2 separate regions of the Homo sapiens genome follow, and region 2 is linked to region 1. Evidence: chromatin loops called from intact Hi-C (ENCODE). Cell type or tissue: Caco-2. All regions are shown on one strand. Each heading gives the region's core, and the rest is flanking DNA. Links, peaks and the distances in the headings are about the cores only.

Region 1 (8,000 bases), core at 1-8,000:
TCCCAAATTGGCCTTCACCAAAAGAGGTTGTGGCACTATTGATTTAAATCAAATGAATACTTGAGTCTTGTTGAGTGCAGGTTGCTGTTTCATGACATTCTAAAAAATTAAAGTTAGCCTTAATTCATCTCAATAGTCCTTATTGTTAATATATACCATTTACTACACACTCTCCATGTGTCAGGCATCCTACTAGGCTTTTTTTTTTTTTTTTTTTTTTTTGAGACGGAGTCTCGCTCTGTCGCCCAGGCTGGAGTGCAGTAGCGCGATCTTGGCTCACTGCAAGCTCCGCCTCCCAGGTTCACGCCATTCTCCTGCCTCAGCCTCCCGAGTAGCTGGGACTACAGGCGCCCACCACCATGCCTGGCTAATTTTTTGTATTTTTTAGTAGAGACGGGGTTTCACCGTGTTAGCCAGGGTGGTCTCAATCTCCTGACCTCGTGATCCACCCGCCTTGGCCTCCCAAAGTGCTGGGATTACAGATGTGAGCCACCGTGCCTGGCCCTCTACTAGGCTTTTAAAGTTATCAGCTGAATCCTGACAATTTAAGGTGTACTTCTTATTCCCATTCTGCACATGGGGAAATAAAATAAGTGGGATTAAGTGACTTCCCTAAGGTCCTGTAGCTACAAAATAGCCCATCTAGTTCAGTGCGACTCCAAAGTCCCATTTTTCTGTTAAAAAACAAAGTACTAAAATACTAATACTGTAAGTCTTTTCTTGAGAAAATAATATTGCAATAATCAATCAATGAAGAAAAGTATAAATAAATTTTTTTTATTTTTATTGTTTTAACATTATGTTTTTAACTTTTTTGTTTTTAAGATGAGACCCCAGAATGACTTAAGGCTGAGCATATAGAGTATTCTGTATGCACATAACCCCACCTCCAGGGGAAGTTAGTTTTGAGTAACCTATATTTCTGTTTATATTTACTAAAATGACGAATTTAAGAGATTCATGAATTATGGATGTTAGGATAGATTAATGGAGAGGGATATAGTAGAGTCACAAAAATATGCATATAAGACTGATTATTTTGAGTCACAATGGATTGTAAAGTTCCAAAAGTGTGGGAAGCAGCAACTTTGCCTGTTCAGAATTTGAGAGAAGTAGGTATTACTACTGTTTATTCACAAACCCAATTGTCACTTCATTCAACAAATACTTTCTGGGTTCCTGCTTGTGTACCAGGCACCAGGGTAGGAACTGGAGATGCAATAGTGAATCCAACAAAATCTTTAACCCTCATAGAGCATTCTATTTTTTGTGCGAAAGCAGAGAGTAAACCTTGAGTATGACAAGTCTTGGATAAATGCTCTGGTATTTGGGGAGGATGGATATCATTAGATGGAGTGATCTAGGAAGCACTCTTCAAGAAGTACATGTGAGTGGAGCTCTGAATGATGCAGGAGGAAGCTTTGCAGCTCTCTAGAGAGAGAGATTCCAGTCAGAAGCTAACAGCCAAGACTCTGAGGCAGGAGCGTGCTTGGAATATGTGAGAAATAGCAAGGAGGCCAGTATGGCTGAACCATAATGAACAAGGTGAACAGTGGTTGTAGAGCTTTGAGGTGTGTTAAGGGTTTGGGATTTTGTTTTTGGTATGATCATTGGCCATGGAAGGATTTCAAGCAGGAAAGAGTGACATGCTATGTGGGAAATAGACTGTAGGGAGGCAAGAGTGGAAGGCTGTTGCAGCAACCCATATGAGATTTTTTGGTGGCTTTGGCCAGGGTGGTAGTTGTGAAGGTGGTAATAAATGCTTTTATTCAGATGTATTTTGAGAGTGGATTTTAGAGCATATACTGATGACTTAGATGTAGCTGAAAAAGGGGGTCTTGTACCATTTCTGAGATTGGGTCTGGCCTGTTTGTTTTCTTGCCACAGAATGTGCTGCCTTTTAAATGCTTTCTGTGTTTTAGTGATGGAAGGGTTCTAGCAAAGTCTGGTGCATTGATTCCTCTAGTACTTCTGCTTCCAGTTTAGGTTCCTGTTTCTCTCAGGAGGCCTTGGACAGTACTAAAATGTTAATACAAAGGCAACTCTGACTGTCCACTTATCTTTATATGCTGCTACTTCGCATGTTTTCCAGTTTTTTTTATTCTGTTAGTCTTATATGCATCTCTCTATTTTCCTGTGATATGGTGAGATTTTCTCTGATCATGGTTTATTAGGAAATTAGAAAGAAGAGGAAGAGGAAGGTTAAGATTTGAACAGTTGTATAATGGCCTCCAGAGCAGCTGCTCCTCTTCCCTGCTTCGGCTGCTTCCACCTGTTGCCTGGATCTGGACTCTGAGATTAGGCCAGCTATCTGCTCCTTCTGTTCTCCCTCAGATAGCAAGGTGTGAAAATGAAGGTCAAATATGGTTATAATATTAATAGGAATACAGATTGTGAATACAGATTGAAAATCTGTGGCTACAGATAAAGAAAAAGACTATGTTAGTTGTAATTTAGACAGTATCTCTATTTTTAAGAGGAGAAAATTGAAGCACATTAGACAGAAAGTTGGATGAGGACCGAACTTAGTTTTACATTTCTAGTAGGTAAGTATTCAATTTTTCACCGGAATATTAGATTTTCACTGGAAGTTCATTTGCAGTGGAATGAAATCTAAGTTTATAATATTAGGGAGCATGAGTTATGTAGAAACATTGCTTCTAGAATTGCCAAGAGTATACAAATAAAACTTCCATTAAGTGATGTTAAAAGTAAAACTTTGCATTTGTTTTTTATCTGAGTGCTTAAAATGGTCATACAGGTAGTAGATTGTCCAAGCATTAAAGAGAGGCACATGTATAATTAACTGTTTGGCAACTCGGATGGCTATAGTCCATTAGGTTATGGTGGCCACCCTCGAACTCACAGAGGATGTTTAAAACCACTTAATAGTTATAGGACCCATTGTAGACATTTGTTGTCAAAAAAAGGAGCACAGATGAGAGGCATGGGATGAATCCATTCTTTCTTATCAAATTTTAAGGTGTAAAGCTTTGTTTCATTAAAGTTCCCACCTGAGCTGATACTGAAACCGTGCTTGCCTCACAGAGTTGTTATGAAGATTAAATGATTTATGTGTGAAAGCAGGTTGTAAACTTAAAGTTGCACATATAAGGAGCACCATTAAAAATTTTGGTTTAATACTTAAAAACATTTTCTTGGCACTATTACAAAGAAAATAAAAATAAAATTTTTCAATTGTTTTTTCCATGCATTGTTTTAATGGTGTTTATTTTTATTCTAAGGTAGAGTTGACAAAAATTGTATATATTTACAGTGTACAATTTGATGTTTTGATGCATGTATATATTGTAAAATGGTTAAATCAGGCTAATATATTAATTAACTCAAATAGTTATAATTTTTTGTTGTGGTATTTGTTTGTTAATAGCAGTTGTCTGTTTTCCTAGCAACTAATATGTAATATCATATTGATTCCAGGGGGCTCGAGTTGGTAGAATAGATGCTTTTGTTCAGAGCTTGGACAAAAATTTTATGGTTCCAGTAGGTGGTGCTATAATTGCTGGCTTTAATGATTCATTCATTCAGGAAATCAGCAAGATGTATCCAGGTAAATAAATAAGTTGCTTTTCAGAAAAAGTAGCTAACAAACAAAAATCCATTTGTACATAGGCTATTGTAGTAAATCTTAATTTCCAAAGCTACCCCCCCACCACAGTCTTAATGTAACTTATCCTTCTTATTTCAGGAAGAGCTTCAGCTTCACCTTCTTTAGATGTCCTTATTACTTTATTGTCACTTGGATCAAATGGCTATAAGAAGCTACTAAAAGAAAGAAAGGTAAGCTTTCCCTTTAGGTGTCGAATAACATTCTTGACTAGAACTGTGCTCCAAATCATTGGTGTTTTCTGCCTGTTGGTTTCTTGCACTGGGAGGGAGACATCTAGTATGGTCCGATAGTATTTATTCAGATCTGGAACCACCATAGGTGGTTTCCTATTACTTTTTGTCAGCCTGTCTATCCAGATATTACGAGGAATCTGGGTTAGGTGATTTTGCTTTTATTTATTTACTTTTTAGAAACTCCTGCATTAGGGACTCTTATTCAATAAAATTCAATTCATTTATCACTTAAAGGTACTTAAAGGTAGAAGCTCTTAAAAGACAAATGGATAAGTCATCTTTTTAGTTTTTGGAAACTTGAAAATTGTTTAGGAGTGAGATGTCAGTCACAAGAGGAAGAATCAGGTCAGAAGTTAGCTCTATCTTTTTTTTTTTTTTTTTTTTGAGCGGAGTCTTGGGTTGGAGTGCAATGGCACGATCTTGGCTCACTGCAACCTCCGCCTCCCAGGTTCAAACCATTCTTCTGCCTCAGCCTCCCGAGTAGCTGGGATTACAAGCGCCCGCCACCACACCCGACTAATTTTTTGTATTTTTAGTAGAGACGGGGTTTCACTATGTTGGCTAGGCTGATCTCCAACTCCTGACCTCGTGATCCACCCGCCTCAGCCTCCCAAAGTGCTGGGATTACAGACGTTACCCACCACGCCTGGCCTATTTCTTGTCATTATTGAACGCTGAACTCATTGGTTATATTGGTTATGAAAAGAAGTTACATTTATATTTGAAAACATGACTTTATCTCCAACACAACTAGCTTAATTCAGGACACCTCCAAAAGACAGAGCTTGTATAGCTAGGGCAGGCAGTGTTTTATTCATCTTCTATCTGGGAGAGAGTGAGTCCTCTGGTGCAGTTTTTAAATCTGATAACTTTCTAGCACTTAACAACAATTGTAGTCCCTTATATTTATAATAGTACTTTATATATTCTAAAGCATTTTCATATGTATTATCTCATAGATGATCTCATAGCCTTAGGATGAATACATAACAAGTTTAAAAATCTTGTGCTCTGTTTTACCCCAGTCTTCCTTCCCCTACTAATTCATTCCATGGGATAGTAATTGTTTAATTGTGAGGACATTTCTTAAGATTTATGTGATATAGGAAAAGATGCTCAATGTCATTAGTAATTAGGGAAATGCAAATTTAAAACCACAATGAAATACCACTACACACCTTTTAGAATGGCTAATGTACCGAAATATGCAACAAGATAATGACTCTCAAATGCATTATGCTAAATGAAAGAAGTCAGACTCAAAAGGCTACATATTGTACAGTTTCATTTATATGCCATCCTGGAAAAGGTAAAAAATATAAGGAAAGAAGAAAGATTAATGGTTGCTAAAGGGTAGGGATTGGGGAGGGAACTTTTTAGGGTGATGAAACGTTTCATGTCTTGATAGTGGTAGTGGTTTCATGACTGTATATATTTGTCAAAATTCATAGAAGTGGGCACCTAAAAAACAGACATCCCGAATTTTACTATGTGAGCAAATTGTACCTCAGTAAGTCTGACAATGAATTTTTATACAATAAGAATAAAACTCTGGTTTTATAAACTCCAAATTGTAATCATTCATGGTCGTAGATTGTTGTAGCCAAGAGAAGACTGTGGCAAATCTTTCAAGAAAACAGATCCATATGTCAGATAACAACTCTCTATAGATGAGGAAAACTTGTCATCTGCTTCTATGAGAGTTTAGTTGTTTCAGTGGTTCTTAGCTCTCCTATAACTAGTCGTTTCGTCCTGGAAAAGTTTTAAAGATTTTATTTCCCCATTTGTGAAAGACACAATTGATATCTCAGGCCACTTTTAGTCTTAAAAGACTCTAGAATATTTCTTAAAAGAGTTACTTCCTGGACTTTGGACATAATAATCATGGGAACTGGCCTGTAATTTAGTAATCCAGTATAAGGCATATTGGTAATATAAATTAGACATTTTGTAAATTTGAGTTTTTCTTTTTAACGCAATGGTCTCTTCAGTTTCATGTTACCTCATACCCATTTTTACCCTTATCAAGCTGTCTTGGCTTCCCTCCCTGCATCTGAATAAGCCCACTTAAAATAGCGTAGTCTAAAGTACGGAAATGCAAAGGTAAAGTTGAATGTGGGATAAGATTCGAGTAAACATTTACTGTGTATTTATTGACCACATGTCATGTGTCAGGCATATAGATATATATAGATATAGCAGTCAATACAGTAGATAAAGATACTTGCTCTTGAGGAGCACACATTGCCTATGGGGGAAACCAGCAATAAACAGGCAACATAATATAGAAATTACAAAGTTTGCTTGAAGGTGAAAAGTGCTATGAACAAAAGCAAGAATAAGGAGAATTTGGGATGATGAGGTGGTGGTGGGAACTGATTTTTAAATATAGTGATTAGGGCAGGCCTCATTGAGATGGTGACTTTTTTTTTTTGAGATGGAGTCTCGTTCTGTCACCCAGGCTGCAGTGCAGTGGCGTGATCTTGCCTCACTGCAACCTCTGCCTCCCGGGCTCAAGTTATTCTCCTGCCTCAGCCTCCTGAGTAGCTGGGATTACAGGCACACATCACCATGCCTGGCTATTTTTTGTATTTTTAGTAGAGACGGGGTTTTGCCATGTTGGCCAGGCTGGTCTTGAACTCCTGACCTCATGTGATCCCCCCACCTTGGCCTCCCAGGGTGTTGGGATTACAGGCATGAGCCTCCGTGCCCAGCCCAATACCGTGACATTTGAGTGAACTTGAAGTTTGAGGGAATATACACATATGATGGTGAAGTGCGTTTCAGGCAGAAAGCCAGTATCAGGACTCTAGGCCAGATGTGGACCTTGGGTATTTGAGAAGCAGCAAGGAGGCCAGTGTGGCTGGAGCAAAAAGAGCAAGGAGAACTGTGGGAGTTGAGGTCAGGGTGGTAATGAGGGTGGGGCTGATCACGTGGGGCCTTCTAGGCCACAGTAAGGTCCGTGCCTCATATTCTGAGTGAAATAGGGAGCCACTGGAGGTTTGAATTGAGTAGAATGATCTGACAGGCTTTGAATGCTCACATTGATAATAGATTGGGGGGCAAGGGCAGAAGCTGGATGGATACCTGTTAGGAGCCTTCTATAGTGGTTAAGAAGTGATATTGGCTGGGAGCTAGATGGTGGCAGTGGAGGTAATAAGAAGTGGTTAGAGTCAGGTTTGACCTGAGCAATTGGAAGGATGGAACAGCCATTAGCTATGATGGGGAAGCTGTAGGTTTTGGGGGAAGACTAGGAGTTCAGTTTTGGACAAAATTGAATTTGAATTGACCTTAAGATAGAGTTGCAAAGTAGAGAGTAGGATATACAAGTTTAGGATTAAGAGAGAACTGGGCTGGAAATAAAAATCTGGGAGTTAATTGGCCAAGAGACTAGATGAGATTGCAAGACAGTGAGTGTAAACAGAAAAGAGGTATAAGGACTGAGCTCTGGGCACTACAGCATTAAGAGGTCTGAGAAAAGCAACAAGCAAAGGAGACTTAGAAGGAACATTCAGTGAGGAGGAAGACCAAGAATGGTGTCCTAAGTCATCCCTTGGTATCACTCAGATACCAAAATCTTTAGATGCTCAAGACCCGTATATAAACTGACATAGTATTGTCATATAAATTATGCACATCCTCCTGTATTCCTTAAATCAACTCTAGATTACTTATAATACTGAATACAATATAAATGTTACATAAGTAGTTGTTATACTGTATTGTTTAGGAAATAATGTCAAGAGAAGAACTCTGTGCATATTCAGCACAGATGCAATTTTTTTTTTTTTTCAAATATTTTCAATCCACACTTGGTTGAAGCTGTGGAGGCAGAACTCATGGATATGGAGGACCAACTGTGTATTAAGGAGGAGGGAGTGATTAGCATAGCTGATGGCACTGATAGGTCAAGTAGGGTGAGCATTAAGATTTGACCATTGGTTAGAAAGGTTTCATGTAAAAATCATTCTTAACATAGTCTTTCCATGCAAAGTTTGTGTTTATACAAATACCATATACATCCTTATACATTTATATACATATGAAATAATTACACGTAATACTGAGCACTTACTATGTGGAAGGCACTCTTCTAAGTACATTTTTATGTATACATTTAATCCTTAAAATATTCT
Region 2 (9,230 bases), core at 620-8,619, 120 kb after region 1:
TAGAACCGGTTTGAGACTTTAGAGAAGGCCACTCAAGCCTACGCCATTTCAGCCACTGTAGGAACGTGTGTTATTCATGTCATAAAGACATAGCTTGAGTAAGTTTACGTCTCAACAAGGATTTTTACAAAGATTTTTCAAAAACTCTTGCTATTTCCTGAAACAGATTGTGTCTCTCTGATTGTCTATTAAGTTTTTTTTTAAACTGCTGAGGAACTTGGAACCACACCAAAGTAATCTGCATTTCCATTTTTATATTTTAATTTATAAACTGCGCCTTATAATTTACAAGCACTCACTTACTTAGTGTCTCTAGCAGAGCCGAAACAAATACTAACTCTGCCAGCTATGCTACTCTGGCCTACTTTCTGCACCATTCCTATCAGGAACTTTTTAGTTTTTTGGGGTGGAGAGGGTGGGCTGGAGCTAGCTCTAGCTGTTGGAAGTTAAGGTTAGGAACAATGATGATATGTCACATTTATTTAGGAAAGGGTGCAGAAGGGCTCTTTATCCCCATTTTATAGATGAAAAAATAGAAGCTAGAGATGGGAATAACATGACCAAGAAGGTTTGCTTGTGATTGATGAACCTGACTTACAATCTGCATCTCTGGAATTCCTCATGCCAAGGGTCTTTCCAGAACACTAAGCCAGGCTCTCTCAACCTTGGCTCTAGCAACATTTTGACCTGGATCATTCTTGCTGAGTACTGCAAGATGTTTAGTAGCGTCCCCAGCCTCTACACATTAGACGCCAGGGGCACCCACCCCAAATATCTCCACACATGGCCAAGTGTCCCCTGAATTACCCGCAATTGAGAACCACAACACAAGACAGTGACTCTGATTACAATGGAAGGACAGAAGTCAGGAAAACCCATCTCCCTCCATAGTCCTCTCTCCGTCACTTACCTACAATCTAGTCACATAGAACTCTGCTCAAACGCCCAGTGCCTCCTTTGTGGTATTAAATGCTTTACTTTCTTGATCTCATTTAACCCCCAAATGTGGTTACAACAACCTCTTGTTTACAGGTGAAGAAATGGAGGTTTAGAAAGATCACAGCTTGCACAGCAGTAAGTGGCAGGCTGGGATTACACAATTACACATCAGTAAGTGGTAGGCTGGGATGCAAACCCCAACCTGTCTAGTCCTGAGGCCAGCATTTAGCTATGCCACCCTGCCCCCAGGCTCTCACTCAGAGGTGAGAAATAGATTTTCTTTTCCTGGGTCAGCAGGGAGTGCTCTGTTTGAGAAGCCTCCGTTCCTCTGCTCTATAAAGCAGTAGCCCATCCCTCTTAAGGGAAACATCTTTCAGGTGCACAGCACACACATCCACGATTGTGGGTCTGCATGTCTGTCGCCCTCCCAGGCTGTGGTCTGTGTCCTCAGCCCCTAACACTGGGGCTTGCTGAGTAAAGTATTTGTAAATGCATGCCCACACAGCAGCGAGGGTTAGACACAGCAGCCAGTTGTGGAGTATGATCTCCCTGGCCATGTCCTGTGTGATCTTGGACAAGATAAAAACTTCTCTGAGCTCAATGTTCCCATCCATAAAATGGGAGGACCCATTTCTCAGGACAGATGCAAGAATTAAATGATGATAAATGCAGGCTGGTTTGTACTGATGCCAGGTGCTTTTTACATAGTCACCAGCAGGGAATGTCTAACTCCCTCCATGAAGTTGCCTACGCAAAGCTCTCTTTCAATTCCTGAACCTCTTTTGGTCAGTCTGTGACCCCCTTGTAGCCAGTGGAGTTGCTCTTTTAGGGTTGTCTGTCCAGCTAGACTTTTAGCTCCCTGAGGACAGGAGCTGTTCCTTTGTTCCCTCCCACAGCAGCCAGCCTGATACCGTCCTCATGGATCTTGTCAATGGATCACCAACAATAATTGCTGAAGAAGCAATAGTATGATTCCTACTTTTGCATTCGATACTGACTTTTCTGAGTAGGTTTTAGCATCTGGCATGCTTTTCCTTGGTTTGCAGCTCGACAGTCGTGCTGTGATTCCCTTCTCCCAGCAGTTCAGGTTATTAGCCATTACTTTGTTTCCGCTTTGGTCATTTTCTTTGATTTCCTCAGCCGCACATTACCTGTGTTAAGATTTCCGCTCATTGCTTCAAACTTAAGGAGTTGAAGAGGGGCTCAGGAGGGCCCAGTTAAGGTAGCCCTTCAAGGCTCCGAGCCCCATCCTGCCCAGCCAGGAGCTGCTGGACCATCAGCCAGTCAGGATGCTTTCTGGGCGTCAGCAGCCTCATCAATAAATTAAGGATATAAGTAGGACCTGCCTCAAAAGGTTAGAAGATTAAAAGTACAGTGGCTAGAATGTATCACACCCTCAATCTCTACAAACCCTCCTCTGACTGGGGCGGGTGGGGTGACCCGTGGGCAGCTGAGCGAGGGGAAACTTTCCCGGGCTTTCCAGCTCTTTAGCAGGCAGCAGGCAGGGCCCAGAGCGCCGGGCGTGCAGGCTGCAGCGGCTTTGCTTCCCCACGTTCCTCCCATGGGAGGACTGGCTGGCTTCAGTAACCCCTGGTGCTGTGGGAGCGAGAGCCAGACCTCACTGCCCCACCGCAGAAGACAAGCAAAGCCATCCTCGCTGACCCTACCGGCAGCATGCACTTCAAAATTAATAAAGGCTGCTCCAAAGTCTCTCCTCTTCAAAGCACCCAGGGCTGCCTCCCTCCCCAGTAATCAAGCCGGTTCTCCACACTCCCCGCTCCGACTTTATTGATTTGCCTGAAAGGAACCCAGTGCCCTCCCCAGATTATACCCCTGGAGGTATTGCAGGCATCGGATCCTCCACCGCTCAGTCAGGCCCCGACGGGGGTCTCCGCCAGGCTTGGCCCCTCCCCCAAGGTCACCCAACTTTTCCCTCTGTCCCCGCGCCCGGCCCGGGGCGAGAGGGGGTGGCGAGGTGGGGGCCGGGTGGGGCGCCACGGGGCCGGCGCTGGCCCCCTCCCCCGCGGGGCGGGCCCCGCCATGCATTATTCATTGGCCAGAGCCGGGCTGCGGGCGCGAGTGCTGATGTCAGGCAGGCGCGAGTGCGGCGGGCGCAGCGGCGGCGGCCGCCCAGCAGCCCGGGCTCGGGTGGGGGGGCGCCGAGTGGGGGTGGCGGCCAGCATGCTGCTCGGCTGCGGCTCGGCCTCCCACACCCGCGGCTCCCTAGTCCTCGCCAGCAGCGGCGGCGGCAGAGCAGCGAGCGGCGCCCGCGTCTGCAGCGGCGCCGGGTCCGAGCGCGCGGCGCGGCGGTGGGGGTCGGGGCCCGGGCGGGGAGCGGGGACCGGGCATGGCGCTGCGGAGAGGCGGCTGCGGAGCGCTCGGGCTGCTGCTGCTGCTGCTGGGCGCCGCGTGCCTGATACCGCGGAGCGCGCAGGTGAGGCGGCTGGCGCGCTGCCCCGCCACTTGCAGCTGTACCAAGGAGTCTATCATCTGCGTGGGCTCTTCCTGGGTGCCCAGGATCGTGCCGGGCGACATCAGCTCCCTGTGAGTGGGACCCCTCCAGCCCCCATCCCGTCCCGCCCCACCCTGCGTCCGCCGCCGCGAGGGAGTTGCCTCTGGCGCCGGGCCAGCGCGACCCTGACCCACTCCCCAGGCCCCTTCTTTGCCTTTGTGTGGGGGACGTGGGTGGAGTGTTGGCCCCCGGGGAGGACGGTGAGGACCTGAGCCCCAGAATCTGGGAACCCAGACAGGTTCCTGTGGCAGCGTTTCTCAGAGTGTGGCCCACGGGCCACCTGCATCAGACTCACCTGGGGAAGCTTGTGCCAATGCAGAATCCAGCTGCTCTGAAGCAGTCTTTGGAGTGGAGTCCTGGAGTGTGCGTTTGACGTCCCCGGGAGACTCAAGGGTGCATTAAAGTTTGAGAGGGCGTGTGCGTGTGTGTGTGTGTGTTTGCGGGTTGGAGTTGTGTGTGTAGGGGCGTGCATAGGAGCAGCTGAACACGACCTGACTGAGTGCAAACTGGGCAGGGTGAGGCCTCACTGCCCCACATCAGGTCTGGGGCGAATGTTCACCCCGTGGCCTCCTCCCGACTTCTCCACATTGCAGGTTGCAAAAAGTCGAGGTCAAGGCATGCAGGCTCTGGGAGGGGAGGGGCCGCCCCCCGTGGCCTAGAAGAGGGGTAACAGAAGGCTGGGCAGAGGTTTGGGGCATGTTGGGCGCCTAGCCCAGTGGCCAAGTGCTTTGAAGTCAGCCTTCTTGCCCTGAGGTCAGGAGGGCTTCTTGCCCCCTTTCTCCATCACACAGTTGTGTTGGCTGCTTTTTCAGCAGGAGGAACTGACAGGAAAGGGCTTCACATTAGGTATCCACCTGCCGAGAGGTGCTTTCATCCTGCCCTCACCTGGCCACTCAAGCCAAATGACCAGCTCTCACAAGGGCGGTGGAAGGGGCTGTTGGGCTGTATCTTTACTGCTAGGACATGTTTCCTGCTAAGACCACTCTCTTGTTCCAGGCCAAGATGCCTGGGTGCCCAGTCAGTGGTGGAGGCAGGGAATCCCCGGGGTGACGTTGCTTGTGCTCAAGATACTTTCTTGTGTCCAGTGCTTCCCAGCCTCCCACCCAAGGCAAATTGTAGGGGCCTGGACCCAGGAGTGAGGGGGTTCCCATTTGCATTTATAGAAAGTCAGAAGAGTTTGGCTGGTGGGAACAGAGGACCTTTTTGATTCTTAATATTGCTAAGTCGGGTGACATGGAGGATTCCAGAAATTAGAGTTCCCCTTATTAAATCCTTCAGACCAGCAGCTGCTTAAGTGATCTGCATGCCAACTGAAAGGAATTCTGAAATAATGTATTCAGATCCTGCTGTGGCCAGAAAGGATGGGGGCCTGGGGGCAGAAATAAAGCCAAGCATCTTGCCTCCTGGTTGACCGTTTTATCTGGCAGATGGTACTGCCTCTCCCCACACAGGGGAGTTCAGGTGTCTGTGAGTTTTTCCCCAGGGCTTTCATGTTGCATTTAATCAGGAGTGCTCTGTCTTTCAGAGATGGGGTCCCAAGAGGAATGCTTAATCCTACCCCAGCATTTCATAGGCCAACACAACGCTGTGTCTACACAAACAGAATCATGGGCAGAGGTGAAGCGATTATCCATTTTCAGGCAAGGACCTCCTGTAGTTAAGAAAAGGAAGTGAAGGGATTGATTTAAACTGACCGAGATAATGTCTGTGGAAGGAGCTGATGGTAAAGGTTTCTGTTATTCAGACTAGTCTTCATATTGATCTGATTCATTGGGAAGTGGCTTGTCTCTTCTTATTCCTACCCCGGGGAAGATCCTGGGCAACTGTGCTATGCCTCACTCCTGAGAGTCAGGGTTTGAAGTACAGGTGGAGGCAGAGTTTGATTACCCACCCTGCATGGCACTTCCTAAAAGAAACCTAGGCCTACTTTTGTTCATCTTTTGCCCGTAGGAGCCTGGTAAATGGGACGTTTTCAGAAATCAAGGACCGAATGTTTTCCCATCTGCCTTCTCTGCAGCTGCTGTGAGTATGGGAAGTTCCCTCTGCACAATGGGGGGCCCTGAGGTGCCATCCTTGGAGGGCCGTCTCTGCCTCTTTGGTATCAGCCCTTCCTAAAGTACCCCAGCTCCGTGAGGAGACCGTGGCTGCCTCTTGGTGTTAATTTACCCTGTGATGTCCCCAGCAAAGCACTGAGGCTCCCTGCTCAGCTCTTTCCTTAGTTCGATACCTGTTTTCTTCAGAGACTTTATTGTAGATCCCAACACCCAGATCTAGTAAATGGGGAGGTAATTGCATTGACTCATGACCTGAAAGTCACCTAAATGCACTGTTTCCCAAACACCTCAGTTTAAAAGAAAACTTCATTTTAAAATCTTAATGTTACTCTGGAAATAGGAGTGTTTCTAGTTTGCTGAGAACTTAAACCAGTCAGGCAGCATCCTATGAACTTACGTGCGTAATTTTATTTCATCATCACTTCATCGGTATGATGAAGGCATGCTTATGATCCCATTTGATAGATAAGGAAACTGAGGTTCAGGGAACTTAACTAACTTGTCCCAAATCAGAGCCAGATTCTAGTCCAGGGCCAAAAGCCCACACTCCTAACTATTCCTCATCCCATCTCCTCTCTGTGAGCAATGCTCAAGTCCCTGTGGTGATGCTCATGTTGTGCCCTGTAACCCAGGCTGGGTAATGTGTGCTGATGAAAACAAATGTCCAAAAAGTAGTTTTCAAAAGCAATCCAGTGACAGGCAAAGTAAGAGTACACACCTCATTCTCTTGATCTGTGTTGGTTTCTTAAATTTGAGATGAGACTGAAATTAAAACAAGCAATGTGCTATAGAAAAATTTGGATAAATGGAATATAGGAGAGCACTATTCATCCTCAATAAACATACTCTTGATACTTTTGTTCTTGAAATCTTATATGCCTACTTTTAACATTACACTTAACATTTTAAAATCTGAGGCCTCTTAGAAATTGCAGTGCTATTAAAATATACTTTTCATATAATAGAAATACAATTTTAGGTATTCTTTTGCCAGTAGACTTGGGTGATGACTCAAATAGAAAACTACGTAGTAACAGTCTCCTGAAAGTTTCTTAAACAAACTTTTTTTTTTTTTTTTTTAACTATTGTTATGGGTCCAGCTGCATGACTTTGGTCAAGTCACTTAGCTTCTCTGGGCTTTTATTTTCGTAAAAATAGATTTGGATTAGATCTTTTTAGATCTCTAATTTTATGATTGCTTGTGTACCATAAAGCATTCACTGGCTGTTTAGTCGTGCTGAGCATTATAATGTTTTAAAGTCACAGCTATCAGATCATATTTACTGAGACACACAGGGAAGAAAGGAGTAGAGTTCTGGAGAGGACAAGAAAATCTGGTCAAAAGGAATCCACTTGCCATCGTCTCTAAGAGCAGGCTGTGAGAATCAGGTTTTTGACAACAAAATGTGGTCTCCTTAGGCTAAGAAGAGCTCATGTTTGCCCACAGATCAAAACGTAGCAAAGGAAAGAGAAATGGCTTTACCATGTGACTCAAGTTTTACATCTCTCCATTGGAATCTGTCTCTTACTTTCAGATTGCTGAATTCTAACTCATTCACGATCATCCGGGATGATGCTTTTGCTGGACTTTTTCATCTTGAATACCTGTAAGTTTTGTGCTTTGTCTATTTGCTGAACATTCGGTATCTTGGTAGAATTTCTGGATTGGTTTCTGTGCTGGAACAGCATCTCTGCAAGGGTTTAGGGGTGGAGAAACTGGAGAACACCCCATTCTCTTTTCAGCACTGACCTTTTATAGTTTACTTGCTTACAAACATGCTGGGGAAGGAGGAGGCTGGAGACAAAGAGGGAGAGACAAAACAAAGAAGGAGAGATAGTCATTCATTCTCTGCTGACATTTAATTTGTCATGTAGTAAGCACAATTGGAAGTTGCGTTGGATATTTTTACCTCTCATAAATAGGCATGGATTTGCTGACCAGCCAGAAATAGAGCTGCGGGGTTCTGAGGGTTACTTATTTTTAAGAAAGCCTCCCTATTTGGGGGGTACAACTTCATGTTGTTCACTCACTGTTCTACATCTCTTTTGCAGTATCTCCTATGAATTGCTACTGAGGGTCTAATTTTATTTTATTTTTTTCCTTAAAAAAAGGTCATTTTTCCCTTTTTTGATGTGCAGATTTCTCCCCTCGCAATGAGCTTTGCCCTTGTTCTGATTTCTGCCTTTTCTTCCTTTCATGTCTTTTTTCCCCTTTAAGTTCTTTCATCCTTGTCTTTGGTAACTTTGTAATAATGTTAATCCTGCTATCAGATGGGATAGCCTCACTTAGCATTCAGAGGGATTTTTAAAGCCTTGTCTCATTTTCTTGTCTGAGTTCAACAGGTAGGTATTGGAATTCTAGACACATCCTAGATATAAGAAAGCTCTCTGCTGACTTTGTGTCTTGAGAAAAGATGTTCCTGGAGGAATTCTTTCTCCAGAGTATACATAATATGTGTATTCGCATAATACTCTGATATTATCATATACATAGTATGGAAAGTGTAGCAGGACTGCAATGCTAAATCTGACTAAGGTCTATCAAAGCACATACATAGCCAATGGAGGTAGCAGTTGTAAAGCTATGAGTTTTCTCTTACGATAGTTCATCTTATGGTCAAGGTTATTGGAGAGGAAGTTAGCTCATCAGTTTATGCTGAAGTCTATTACTGAAAAGACATCTCAGTTTTAAAAACCATCAGTGAGTTCTCAGTGCAAGAATCAAGAACTAATTCGTTGATGATGTTGTGTTTCAAAGCCCCAACCATGGAGCATCTCATCAAAGACCCTCTTATATTTGACTTAATATAATGCTGTAACTAAAATTTAGTTCTCCCTGAGCCTAGAGAATAGTCGTAGTGAATTCACATCAATTATTTCCCACAAAGACCTTAAAGCATGGCCAGTGGTATTATTGCAAGATCCCATGTGCCAACCCTGTGGGGTTTTAGTACAGAGAAAGAAGTTTGGTTCCTACTCAACTTCATTATACTTCCTACTTCCTAGTAGCTTAGAGAGCTTGAGCTTTTCCTGCCTTGTCACCCATTTGCTTGGTGACTAGATGGTGTAGGACACGATAAACTCAAGGTTGCTGAAAACCAAGCTTGATAGAACTCTCCCCCAGCAAAAAACTTTAATGTGGAGATGTAAAACAAGAGAACCCTCTCAAGGGACAGTGACATTAACAGAAGTATGAATAGCCAGGCACCGTGAAATGTGGGATTGAGTAGGGAAAATGTCTGGAAGTGCTCCAGTCTTGCAGAGATATGAGAATTTCTTGCCTTTGTATAGTGCTTTCTTCTTTATTTCTCCCCAGGATGTTTTTACCCATGTTGCCAGCTCAGAATTCTTTGGAGACTTCCATGCCACTTCTGGAAGGAGTGCAGACCACACACTCCCGTGCACGCATTTTTGCATACATCCTGCTACCACATGGAATTTGGTGTAGCTGACCTAGTCTTCAGAGATCAATTCTTATAATTCAGGAATACTTTTAGATTTTATTCTGAAAGCTTACCAACATAGTTTTTTTGGGATACTAAGGAGAGAAAATTCATTTTAATTATACAACTTTTCCTCTTAGGTTCATTGAAGGGAACAAAATAGAAACCATTTCAAGAAATGCCTTTCGTGGCCTCCGTGACCTGACTCACCTGTAAGTCCTATGAAAAGTATTGTAAGTCCTCTAATATGTGGAGTAAGATTGGTTTCCTGGAGCCTCTCTG

The links. Hi-C counts contacts between places; a loop is a spot of excess contacts. Peaks named below come from ENCODE experiments on the same cell type or tissue, not always from the same donor. Only the 100,000 strongest peaks of a DNase experiment are listed, where the experiment ranks them.
Region 2: it touches region 1 in a loop (10-fold over the local background); 3 of 110 quality-filtered maps call a loop at or near these places.

The regions. Positions count from the first base shown.
Region 1 is chr4:25,140,575-25,148,574 of GRCh38, reverse strand. It overlaps SEPSECS (Sep (O-phosphoserine) tRNA:Sec (selenocysteine) tRNA synthase), which reads left to right. Exons shown (of 11, transcript NM_016955.4): 7 at 3,442-3,571; 8 at 3,710-3,801. Among named protein-coding and RNA genes, the nearest start is that of SEPSECS, 16 kb to the left of the region's middle. In Caco-2, for the core only: a CTCF peak has its summit at 3,525 (motif pointing right); no DNase peak of the experiment used is centred there.
Region 2 is chr4:25,024,750-25,033,979 of GRCh38, reverse strand. LGI2 (leucine rich repeat LGI family member 2) reads left to right here and starts at 3,034. Exons shown (of 8, transcript NM_018176.4): 1 at 3,034-3,483; 2 at 5,402-5,473; 3 at 7,041-7,112; 4 at 9,089-9,160. The coding sequence starts at 3,287. It overlaps LOC102723675 (a long non-coding RNA gene), which reads right to left. Exons shown (of 6, transcript XR_007058082.1): 5 at 9,159-9,230; 6 at 7,077-7,300. It overlaps LOC124900684 (a long non-coding RNA gene), which reads right to left and starts at 3,872. Exons shown (of 2, transcript XR_007058083.1): 1 at 3,747-3,872. In Caco-2, for the core only: no CTCF peak of the experiment used is centred there; no DNase peak of the experiment used is centred there; H3K4me3 peaks cover 1,393 bases.